Linked DNA regions of Homo sapiens: region 2 is linked to region 1. A link is a contact called in ENCODE POLR2A ChIA-PET data. All regions are on one chromosome and are shown on one strand. Each heading gives the region's core, a stretch centred on a gene start or an enhancer-like site at or near the end of the contact. The rest is flanking DNA. Distances are from core to core; before and after follow the strand shown.

Region 1 (6,145 bases), core at 1-2,500:
AGCTCTGCCAACTGGGCTCAAGTGATTCTCCTGCCTCAGCCTCCCCGGTAGCTGGGATTACAGGCATGCATCACCACGCCCAGCTAATTTTTGTACTTTTTAGCAGAGACAGGGTTTCACCATGTTGACCATGCTGGTCTCAAACTCCTGACCTCAGGTGATCTGCCCGCCTCGGCCTCCCAAAGTGCTGGGATTACAGGCGTGAGCCACTGCACCCAGCCAAGGGTAGCTTTCTTCAAAACATTTTTTAATTTTTTATTTGTTTTGGGTGGCCCTGAGGCCCCCCTGCAGAGTGCACACGAGGCGGAGGCCCTCAAGGGTAGCTTTTATTCTTATCGTACATGAGGCCATGCGGGAAGAGAAGTAACCAAGCCAGGATTTGAGCCAGCACATCTGACACCCTCTGCCCCCTCCCCTGGCTCAGGACCAGTGGGGCAGGGACCGCAGGGGAGCATGGATCAGAGCAAGGCCCTGGGCCAAGGGGCAGATTCCAGGCTTGGGCTAGGATGTTCCAGGGAGCAGCCCCACCCCGGCTGCCCCACCCCACCCAGGTCCACTGAGCCCTGCCTTTGGAGGCTGCAGGGCCCCTGTGGGAGCTGGGTCATGGGATGGTGGAGGGTGGACGATGGAGACAAGCCACTCACCAGGTAAGCAGGGCTCCCCACGAAGGCTCCCAGTGCCCCCGCCACGGCTCCCGCAACCACGGTGCCACCTGGTTGCTGCGTGAGGCCAGCCTGGCACGCCAGGCTGTAGCAGTAGAAACGAACGCCATTCATGAGGCCTTGGTACAGAAGGCCGGCAGCCAGCCCCTTCTGCAGGCCCCACAGCCCGTCTGCTCGGGCCACAGCAGCGACAGAGGCTATGAAGCCATGGTAGGGCCGTGGGTAGGTGCCCCGGGCCTGCAGCTCCCCCTGCAGCTGCAGCCGCGTCTTCACCACCTCCAGGGGGTTGGTGAAGACACAGGCCAGGCAGCAGGCAGAAGCACCCAGCACCAGGTCCACTGCTGGGGGCACCGTCTCCATGGCCTCCGGGCCAGTGGCCTTCTGTGCCCGGGTCAGGGGCACGGCACAGGCCCTGTGGTGGTGGCGTTTAGGCTGTCTGTAACCTCGCAGGGCTACGGGGCTGGGGTTTGCAGGGGACCGAGGCCATGTCTAGAGGGTAAGGGTCCTGGTCTGACAGGCCTGTGGCTGCCTGGTGTCCCTGGTCTATCTCAGCAGTCCACCTGCTCTGCTCAGCTGTTCCAGCGGTCTGCCGGAGCCTGGGACGCGCCTCCGCCAGCTGCGACCAATCCCAGCTGCCTCTGTGCCCACACCTGCCAGCCGAGGGCGGGCCTGGACCCTGGGATCTGGGGGAAAGGTCACTTGGGACTGGAGGGAGAGCGTGGATAGGGAGAAGGTGCCAACCAGCCCAGGCACCTCCTCCTGGCCTCCCTCTGGCCCTGGGCAAAGGGCTGGCACCCCTGCCTTGCCTCTGGCTTAGCCTGTCCAGCTTTGGCAGAGCCCTAGGCAGGGGGCAAGTGACTGGGAGGTCCCTGGCATGGGGTACACGGCCAACTCCGCCCCTGCCCCACCCTGCCCCTGATATGCCCCTGGTGACTGACTTCCCCTTTCCAGGACTCAAGTCTTCAGTCTGGCTCCCACCGTCTATAGGCCCATGCTCAGCAGGGTCAGAAGTAGAGAAGGGCTCTGGAGCCCTGGGGAGCTGATTGGAATCCCAGGTGTGGCTCTCATGTGTGACCCCTGGGCAAGTCACTTCCTCTCAGAGCTTCAGTTTCTCTCATTTGTAAAATGGAGATACTGACATCCACTCCAGAAGGTTCTGTGGAGGACTGGCGATGAGAAGAGTGTGCCTAGGTCAGTGCTGCACCCGATAAAGGCACCCGCATCGCCTGCTCGCCCCCACCCCCACTGCCTCTGGCTCCTATGCCCCCCTCGCTGCTCCCAGGACTTCAGGGCACCTGGGTGAGTAGGACTTGAGGAGTGACCTTGGCTGGTAAGGACTTGCTGCCAGGCCTGCCCTGGGATGCCCTTTGTGCCCGCTGAGAAGAGAACGCCACCTGGGCCAGCTGTCAGGTGTGTCTGCTCAGGCTGGGGCCGGTACCAACATGCCCACCTTGGCCTCTGCCCCCAGACAGCTCTCTCCTGCCAGGCCACCCTCAGTCACCCAAGGCCCAGTCCAAACTAGAGGCAGAACCACCCAAGTTGGAGTCCCACACCCACCTCCCAGGGCCCACCCCTTCCCTCCCAGGCCCTTGAGGCAGCAATGCTGAGTGGCTTGAGGGCCTCAGGCTCCCGGCCTGGCAGGGTTGTCACCCTCTGGCCAGCCCTGGAGGGGACGGCGCAGCAAGAGGCAGCGAGGACAGCTTGGATTCTCCTGGGTTTGGGCACTCACCCCCGGGGCTGTGGAGGCAGGAGCGTCCTGCCCCGGGGTGGGCTGCAGATGGTGGGCGGCGGTGCAGACGTGCCCTGGGGCTTGAGCTGGTGGCTGCTCCTCCCCTGGCTGCTGCAGCAAACAGGAACAGGACGGAGGGCAAAGGTCGGGCCGAGAAACTCCCAGGGCCTGAGGGTCTGCAGACGGTGAGTCCGCCCGGCAGCGGTGGCTGATCTGGTTCTGCATGTCCCGTGTGTCCCTTGTGTCAGGCACAGGGCAGATGATGGAGGAAGGTTTGCAGAAAAGGGCCCAAGGGATTTGGAGAGCTCCCTTCCCCTACCCTGCTCAAAAAGGGCCAGTGACAAGCCTTGGCAATATAACATGTCTATTTTATTTTAAAAAACAAAACCCAAACCACCTGACCCCTTCCCCAGGAGGCTCTTGACGAAACTCTAGGGAAGGGCCTGGCTCCAGCCAAGCAGGGGACAGTCAGAAGATGTCAACATGGATGCCAGGCTGGTGGGCTCCGCCCTTCTCCAAGCCCCCCATCCACCCCCTTTGCTCCTCGGTGCTACAGGCACTGCCGGGTTGAGGGGACAGGCAGGGCAGGACTGTGGGCATGCAGAGCCTCCTGGCAGCCAGGGAGGGCTGCCCGCCCCCCTGCATCTGGCGAGGCAGGCAGCTGTGTGCGCAGTGATGGAGCTAGGAGGAGGAAACATGCGCAGACACCCCGTGTTCCCGCTTCCCCACGTGGCCAGGAGAGTGTTCAAACACGAACAAGGATGGCTGGGCACTCAGGGCCCCAGCCCCCAACCCAGGAGAGGAAGAGGGGGGTCCCGCCCTCCTGGTTCTTTTGTTCGTCCTTAGATGGATGGTGTTCTCGGTGCCACTCGGCAGAAATTCTGCAGACTGAGGCGGAGGCCCGGGAGGAGGGCGTGCATCCGCAGAGCCCACAGGGCTCGGACCCTCTGCCCCCAGCGACCTCCATTCGCTACCTGTCGGGCAGGATGCCCAGGGGTGCCGGGCACCTGATCTGGATCCCTGGAGTGGAGGGACCCTGTCTTAAGCCACACTCGGTGGTTCTGCCGCCCAGGGCAGGGGTGGACTGTAGGCTCCCGACAGCATGACAACAGCCGTGACAGTGTGCCTGCCGGCTGGCGTGCCTTCCTTTCCTGCCCACCAGGGACGCCAACCAGCTCTGCCTCAGCACCAGGGGTCTCGGGAGGCTCGGCCGCGGCAGAGACTGTCGCTCCGCTGCCAGGCGCTGTGGATGAGGCTCAAGGCATCCTCGAATTTCTTCTTGTTGGAGGCTTCCTGGATCGCCGTGTGGGGGAGGTCCACCTGTGTTGGGGCGTGCAGAGAACAGATGAGGGCCACTGAGGGCCACAGGAGTCTTCAGGGCTTGTGGGCACCAGGCCTGCCTCTGCCTTGGCCACGGAGCCCCTGTCAGGCCCTCCCCATCTCTCCCTGGGAACATCTTCCACGCTGCTAGTTTCTCCCGCTCTTCCAGGGGCTTGAGCTGAGGATGGGGTGGTGCCCCCCGAGCTCCCTCTTTCCTGGGAAGGCCCCAGCTCTCAGGATGGCCCAGCGAGGCAGGCGCTGCACTCTGTTTGGCTCTGCAGGGAGGTGTCTGTCCTGAGCTGTTCTCTGCCTCTAACTAGTCCAGGCTTCCACGGGGCTAGAGCGTAGCATGTGCTCAAAACCCGCTTGTGCAGGGCTCTCATGAGCACGCTCCCACACTGGCACTCAGCCTGGAGGGCAAGGAAGAGGGTACTGCCAATATTGTGTCCCCCCATCTGAGCACAGCTGGAGGTCCACCACAATTCGTGCTGTTTGATTGGAACTGAGGTCAGGAATTAAGCTTCTTGGGTTCTGTTTTCAGCTTTGGCCTCAGACTCACTGGGAGTCAGGGTTTTGTCCTTTTGATTCTAAGTTTTTGTGCCTGTCAGGTGTGTCTGCTCAGTCTGGGGCTGGCACCAACATGCCCACCTTGGCCTCTGCCCCCAGACAGCTCTCTCCTGCCAGGCCACCCTCAATCACCCAAGGCCCAGTCCAAACCAGAGGCAGAACCACCGGGGCTGGAGTCCCACACCCACCTCCCAGGGCCCACCCCTTCCCTCCCAGGCCCTTGAGGCAGCAATGCTGAGTGGCTTGAGGGCCTCGGGCTCCCAGCCTGGCAGGCTTGTGCGCAGCAAGAGACGGCAAGGACAGTGAGGACTCTTCTGGGTTTGTTTTAAGAGCAGCAGGCACTCACCCCCGGGGCTGAGGCAGGAGCGCCCTGGTACATGGCTGTGCCCAGGACCCTGGAGGCAGGGCCAAGTCCTGGGAGCAGCAGGGGTTCCTCTCCCCGGGGAGTGGCTCCCACTCCACAGGGTCCCTGGCTAATGGGTTTCCTGGGCAGCTGGGTACCTGATAGATGGTTTTCCACCCAGAGTTCAGTGCAGACAGCAATCGGTCCAGTTCAGAAGTGCAGCTCAGGTAGATGACCCAGGGCGGGAGGAGCTGCTGGCTGTCCTGGGAGAACTCCTAGGGAGAGCCAGGCCCCCGGGTGAGCAGCCAGAGCTTTCCTTCTGCAGGCCTTGCAGCCCCGCCCCCACTCAAAGCTCACCAAGACGCAGTACTCCTTGCCCGGCTCGGTGGAGACGGCGCTGATGTCGCCCAGCTTGGCTGTGCCCAAAGAGCGGAAGAAGCTGGTCTGGCAATCCTCATGGCACGTAAAGAGGCGGTCATCCGTGAGGACCAGGCAGCAGGGTATGCAGGGGCTGGGAGCTACGCCCTGGGGGATGACCTGGCAGCGGGGCAGGGGAGAGGCAGGCTGGGGCCTCCAGGGCTGGTCTGCACCAGAAGTCCACACTCCAGGGGACCAGCCAGCCCTTCTGCTCTCCCTCCAGGGATCTCCCTCCAGGGATCGGGAGCAGAGGCGGGGATGGGGGTGATGCCTCTGAGCTCCAGGGTCCATTCCTGGGCTGCCCCCTGGAGGTCCGTCTTGGCCCTCAGGTTGCTCTGTGACTATGGGTTTAGGGATGGGACCCTGGGGGTCTGGGTGGGTCAGGCAAGCCAGGTGAGCGGTAGGGGCAGGCGAAGCTCACCCCTTTGGACACAGCCTGGCAGAGATGCTGCATCCACTCGGCCATCTCGGCCTCGCTCTCGGCACTTAGCTCCAGGCAGGGCCGGTCGGAGAGAATGACCTGGAAGGCGTGGGGCCGATCCGTGGTGTTGGCTCTCCGGCAGCCACCGCACTGCTCCCCCCTGGGCCAGAGGAGGAGGGTGAAACGGGAGCGAGGAGGCAAGGGCAGCACGGGGCGACAGCCCCCAGGGTTGGTGCGGGGTGTGCGGCACAGGGTCTGCCCCACCGTCTTGGGGGCTGGAGGATACCAGAGGGTTCTCCAGGCCCCTCCAGCTCCCAGGAGAGGTCTGGGAGCCCCACCCACCGCCTTGCTGTGCGATGCCTTTCACCTCCAGGATGCCCAAGATCCTCTAGATACCCAAGCATGGCCAGGAGGGGTTGGGAATCAGCTGTCCCACTGGCCCTCTGAGAATCGGCCGCATTCATTCACGCATGCTTCCTCTTGAGGGCCTGCTGTTCCTCCCAAATACCCGAACGTCCATCTCCCATCAGGCCGGGAGCTTCTGGGGAAGGGCCTGCCTCCCCCATCAGACTGGACCTGTTCTAAGCCAGGAGCTCCTTGCTGCCTCCCTCCTCCCCTCCTGTGGGCTCCTTGCAGCCCTCAGAGCGTGGAAGCCCCAGGCCACCTGTCAGGGCCGCTGGATGGGG
Region 2 (5,989 bases), core at 2,753-5,252, 98 kb before region 1:
AATTCAGAGAAGGCTATCAAACTGCATTTGATGAAATCTCAAAAACAATACCAAATAAATTGTGTTTAGTAGCTTTTACATATGGATGGAAATTTTCAGCAGATTTGTTTGAAGCTCTTCTGCTGCTCCTCTCAGACACCTAGCTGTAGTTTGAAGTAAATAATTCAAACAGGCCTGGACCAGTGGGTCACACCTGTAACCCCAACACTTTGGGAGGCTGAGGTGGGAGGATCACTTGAGCCCAGGAGTTCCAGACCAGCTTGGACAACAAGGCAAGACCCTTGTCTCTACAAAAAATTTAAAAATTAGCCGGGTGTGGCGGTGCGCCTGCAGGTGGGCGAATCCATTGAGCCCAGGAGGTCGAGGCTACAGTGAGTTCTGTTCGTGCCACTGTACTCCAGCCTAGACGACACAGAGAGACTCTGTCTCTAAATAAATAAATAAATAAATCCATCTCCAGGATCCTATTAGACAGCACAAAAGAACTTTGATATGCCTATTTCAAATTATAAAACATACACGCCACAAATTTTCTTCCTCTTATTTAGTAGTCAGTGGTATCATTACCGTAGGAACGCCGATTTTAAAGACTCTATTAAGCATAAATTATGTTAAGACAGAATCTATAACAAATTCTACGAATTCAAGAGACAGTTAACCTGGTCATTTCCAAGCCTCAAATTACAGCCTTGTCAGAATTCTATTGCTTGCTGGTACTTCAACACCCTCTAGATAAGTTTCATATACTGAGTTCCTAGGAGGACTCTGACACCAACTCACAGTTCCCACCGGGCAATGAGCTCGCCCTTTGTTAGGGGCCACGGAGCGGCTCCGCCCAGCGCGCTGCCCCGGCCCGACCCCGGGCTGGCGCGGTCAGTGGTGCACGCGCACCCGCCCCAAGTCAGCACCTTCCGAGAGCCATAGGGTCGTCGCGCGGCTCACCCCGCGATTGCGGCGTCCACGCTGGCCTCTAAGAGCCCCCGATGTGCTTTCTTCTCGAAAAAGCTCCCTTTTTAAAGCCTTGCACCTACAGGGACTCGGGGGTGCGTCACAAGACAATACGTCTAGGGAGGCGGCTAGGCGGGAGGCAATTCGTCTAGGGAGACCGCGCAGGCGGGAGGCAGAGGCAAGCCGCCCGGGTTCCCCGAATTTTGCACGCGGGGGAAGTTCATTACACAAGAGGGTTTTTTTTCGTTTTGGTTTGGCTTTTTGTATTTTGAAGAACCCATAACCCTGGTAATAATTTCCACCACACCCCTAAAGGACAAGAATGAGGGGAGGCACTGAACGAAGAGGAAGTGCGGTCCACTATGGTTACCACCGCCCAGCTCAATTCGGCAGAGGGAGAAGCAGCTGCGGCCTAGGCCCTCTGCACCCACGCACCGAGGCCGAGGCCAGGGCCCGCCCCGCCGGCCTGAGTGGAGGACTGTGGCGGGCACTAGGAGCCCCACCCCGTTCCAATGAAAATGACACCTTTTAAAACCATTTTGATTTTTTTTTTTTTTTTAAAGGCCGGGCGTGGCGGCTCACACCTGTAATCTCAGCACTTTGGAAGGCCCTGGCGGAAGGATCTCTTGACGTCAGGACTTCCAAAACAGTTGGGCAACACAGCAAGACCCCGTTCCCAGGCTGGGGGCAAAGCCGGGCTCGGTGGCTCACGCCTGTAATTCCAGCACTTTGGGAGGCCGAGGTGGGCGGATCACCTGAGCTCAGGAGTTCGAGACCAGCCTGACCAACATGGTGAAACCCATCTCTACTAAACATACAAAAATTACCCGAGCGTATTGGCGGGCGCCTGTAGTCCCAGCTACATGGGAGGCTGAGGCAGGAGAATCGCTTGAACCCGGGAGGCGAAGGTTGCAGTGAGCCGAGACTGCGCCACTGCACTACAGCCTGGATGACAAGAGACTCCCGTCTCAAAAAAAAAAAAAAAAAGACACCTTTCTTTGGGCTTAGTGAGCAAACATTCTACGCAGTGCCTAATATAAGCCGGCCCAGGCACCACCCAAGCCTTCGGCCAGGACTGTTTTCCCGTTTCGAGAAGGCTCCATCACACTCCACACGGGATCCAGTCAACAGCCGTTCCAAACATGGCGCGGGAAGGGGTGGAAGACAAGCCAGCGCGACGCCGTCCAGCCTCATCCCCGGGGCACAAAGGGGAGACTAATCTCCAGGAAACTCGGGGTACAGAATCGATAACCCCACAAGAAACTAGTTTCCGCGAGTGGGCCTTAAGGAAAAAGTAGGTCGGGCACAAGCGAGCTGTTCAGACGCACTTCACAGCAAAGACTCGCGGACAACACAGCGAGACGAAAACGGCCCCGTGCGCAGGCGCGCGGAAACACGACTAGCGCGCTTCGGGACGACCCCTCCCCCTTCCCTCAAAGGCCAAGGAAGTGGCTCCGACGCGCTTGCGCGAGGACGGAATGTTGAGGGGAGGGGGAATTCTTTCCCTTCATTGTCAGAGAGAACCGCCCCCGCACGGCGAGCGCGCGCGCGCTCACGCACCACTCTCACACTCCGGCGCGCCAAAGGCTTTCCGCTTGGCGTCTCGCGCATGCGCGGAGGGGGAAGCAGTGGCGAAATTGGATGCTTTTTGCTGAGTTTCTCAGAGAAGTTTCTGGAAAGATGGAGCCAAAGGGACGCTGGGGGGTGGGGAGCGCCAGGAAGCAAGCGTTTGAAAGAAAGCGAAAAAACCCAAGCGCACCGCGACACCTCCAACCTTCAAGCCACGGCCCAAGCAGAGCCCAAGGCCACTGAGACCCTCACGCCAGAGAAAAAGCACAGGGACCGCGGCAGCCGCTCCTCCCTCTGCCACTGCTCAGCCCCCGAGACTCCCCAGCACGGGGAGAGGGCAGGGGGTAGCCATGAGAAACCTAGAGCGCTCACTGGACTTTTGCGAGGTGGAAGGAAAGCCGAAACCCGCCCTTTGGAGCCGCCTGTGCGCACGGGCCCCGTCGAGTGGGCTCAGTACGTTAGGACTCAGCGTGGCCGCCAAAGCATTGGTTGGGGGCGTCTTTCACTAATTTTTCCTAGGTTTTCTCTTCTATCGGGCTCTGTGGTCCTTTCACCACCCATCTTCACTTTGGTGGCCTGACGCTAACGCTGCGAGTTGGGGAAACCGTAGTAACCCCGGGCCTGAGGGGCGTCCCGGGCGGCGGTGCTCCGTTTCTTCCAGCGGTTGCCCCTTTAAGAAAAAGCCCCCCGGAGAGGGGCCCGTGTGGCTGAGTAAAGGTGGCGTGCGCCCGCACAAAGGCGCCGCGTTGTTGGCGGGCTCCGGACCCTGTTGCCCCTGGGCGGGGCGGCGTGGGAAGACCGGGGCGCCTGGGCGGGGAGAACGACGTTGGCGCTAGCGGGGCAGGGCAGGGGGAGGGAGTCACGGGATTTAGCAGGTGCTTCTCCGCGACCGAGCGACTGCCATTTTGTGGTGCGGCCGCCGCCATTTCGCGCGGCCGAGGGGCGGGGTGTGGGCGGAGCGGCGGGCGCGCCCGGGCTGTCCCTCGGGGCGGCGGGCTAACGCGGCCGCTTTGTTCTTCGCTTCTCGGCTCGAGGCCCCAGTCTCGACCGCCGACCGCCTCGGAACCGGGCTGCATCCGAGCTGCCACGCGGCGTGTGAACCTTGAAGCGCGGCCGGGGAATCCGCAAGGCGCCGACTCTCTTCCTCCTTGCAAGCCCTTCGAAAGTGAGATTTCTCACCCCACCCTTGCAGGGTGGAGAGAACACGTTTCAAAAAGGGGATGCCTAGAACTCAGCCGTGGGAAGTGCCTGTCTAAAGCCTTGTGCTGGTGCCAGTAGCAAACCCGTGCGCGTGCTCGGCTTTGAGCGATCATGGAGCTCTGCAAATAGCTCAACTGCAGAGCGTGCCCCTTAGAGCTCCTGTGCTGCTGGGAGGCCTCATAAAGGTGCCAAAACCAGGTGTCCCCAGCGGTTGGCCTCTTTAAAAAGAAAAAAAAAAAAAGGCGGAGTGGGATGTCCTTGACGTGCTGAAAGACGGAGTAGAATGAGACGTTGGTTTTCATTGGCTGGCCATTAAGCACGCACTGCGCAACTGTTTTCCAGATACGGGTTTATAGCCCATTATTTATATCGGAGCCATAAACTTGAACAATAGATTGGAATATCTTATTTTTGCCTGTTGAGAATATCTCCCATTTAACTTCTTTTGAAAGTTCAGATGAGTATATAAATAATACATTGACCCAGTAGAATCTATTGTGTGCGTTCCAGCGTCATTTCAAAGAGCTATTGTTTTTCTGATTTCAAAAGAAATATTTAAATGTGAGTCTTTGTGTTTTAATGTTAACCTTGTGGTTCGAAATCAACAAAGCCAGGAAATTCAAGAGAACTGCTGCTAAATTTGTCTTCTTCCTTTGCTTTCGTACAAGGTTTTTTTGTTTAATTTTTTTTAAGTTTTTCTTCACAGCGTGAGTACATAGAAGAGCCAGCCCTTTATATTCTTACTATGTATAATTATAGGGAGTTATTTCAGTAACAGGAGGTAAAGCTCATAATGATAGGATGAAAAGGTAAAAGAACATCTGTTGAAGGAATCGATCAGGATTTGATGGCTTCCAGATGAAAGAAATATCTGAGAAGAGGCTTTTGGATTCCAAATAATTTAGTTTCATTATGACCAAAAGCACTGCATAGAGCTTTAAATTTTTATACCGTATCTTTTGACATCAACTATCCTTTTTTTTTTTTTTTTTTTAAGACAAGGTCTCTGTTTTTTGCAGTAACGAAATCACAGCTCACTGCAGCCTCGACCTCCCTGGACTCAGGTTATCCTCCCACCTCAGCCTCCTGAATAGCTGAGAATAGGCGCGAATCACCACGCTGGGCTTTTTTTTTTTTTTTTTTTTTTTTTTTTGAAGGAGGCTCGCTCTGTCACCCAGGCTTGAGTGCAGTGGATCTTGGCTCACTGCAACTTCCGCCTCGGGGAGTAGCTGGGACTACAGGCACGCCTCAGCACGCCCGGCGAATTTTTGTATTTTTAGTAGAGATGGGGTTTCACCATGTTGGCCAGCATGGTCTCCATCTCCTGACCAAGTGATCCGTCCGCCTCGACCTCCCAAAGTGCTGGGATTTCAGGCATAAGCCACCGTGCCTGGCGCTGGGCTAAGTTAACCTTTTGTAGTGACGGTTTCACCATGTTGCCCCGGCTGGTCTTGAGCGTCTAGGCTCAAGAGATCCTCTCAAAGTGTTGAGCTTACAGGCGTGAGTCACCGCGCCTGGCCTATCCTTCCTTTTGGCGGTGAGAGCTTACAGAATTTTTTTTTAAATGCTGTGTTTTTTTTCTTTTTTGTCTGCACAATGAAAATGAAATAGTGTAAAACTATTAGTTTTAGTGGAAATTTGGAATCTGTTACAGTAGCCTGATAACTCAGGTAAATTATTATGGCTCTAATTAGCTGGGCAGTTTAGATTCGAAGAATGATTGCCCAGCACTTGAACAGACTAGAAGGGTCTGTTTAAACACTCCTAATTCCTGGGGTTCATTTTTATTTATAAAACACATACTTTGGGCCAGGCGCAGTGGCTCACGCCTGTAATCCCAGCCCTTTGGGAAGCCAAGGCGGGCGGATCACGAGGTCAGGAGATCGAGCCCATCCTGGCTAACACGGTGAAACCCTGTCTCTACTAAAAAAAAAAATACAAAAATTAGCCGGGCTTGGGGGCGGGCGCCTGTAGTCCCAGCTACTCGGGAGGCTGAGGCAGGAGAATGGCATGAACCCCGGGAGGCGGTGCTTGCAGTGAGCCGAGATCGTGCCACTGCACTCCAGCCTGGGCGACAGAGCCCAAAACAGATGCTTTATACCTTTAACCATTACATTTAACACAGAAAGCACATACTTTTATTGTACAAAAAATGGCGTTGATTTGTATTTTCTTAAAGAGTGGGTGGTGGCTGGGCGCGGTGGCTCACGACTGTAATCCCAGCACTTTGGGAGGCCGAGGCAGGCGGATCACCTGAGGTCAGGAGTTGGAG

What was found. ChIA-PET counts read pairs that join two places held with the same protein, here RNA polymerase II (POLR2A).
Region 2: POLR2A ChIA-PET joins it to region 1 with 16 read pairs in PC-9. The contact joins the enhancer-like site here to the promoter of SLC25A34 in region 1. POLR2A ChIA-PET finds 5 or more read pairs at or near these places in 5 of 52 experiments (B cell, OCI-LY7, PC-9 and 2 more).

Annotation. Positions count from the first base shown.
Region 1 is chr1:15,731,363-15,737,507 of GRCh38, reverse strand. It overlaps SLC25A34 (solute carrier family 25 member 34), which reads right to left and starts at 1,250. Exons shown (of 5, transcript NM_207348.3): 1 at 645-1,250. The coding sequence starts at 1,022. It overlaps PLEKHM2 (pleckstrin homology and RUN domain containing M2), which reads right to left. Exons shown (of 20, transcript NM_015164.4): 17 at 5,460-5,619; 18 at 4,979-5,158; 19 at 4,780-4,896; 20 at 2,739-3,711. The coding sequence ends at 3,574. RefSeq lists enhancers at 1,384-2,150, 2,151-2,916.
Region 2 is chr1:15,832,429-15,838,417 of GRCh38, reverse strand. It overlaps SPEN-AS1 (SPEN antisense RNA 1), which reads left to right. Exons shown (of 2, transcript NR_024279.1): 2 at 1,512-4,203. Among named protein-coding and RNA genes, the nearest start is that of SPEN, 12 kb to the left of the region's middle. RefSeq lists silencers at 780-849, 870-1,164, 3,320-3,549 and enhancers at 2,250-2,299, 2,530-2,579, 2,770-2,879, 2,445-3,430. Within about 2 kb of position 4,002, at least 41 of the 41 ENCODE cell types and tissues checked have a DNase peak (open chromatin) inside an H3K27ac peak, as active enhancers do; they include B cell, OCI-LY7 and PC-9, where a contact is called at or near this core.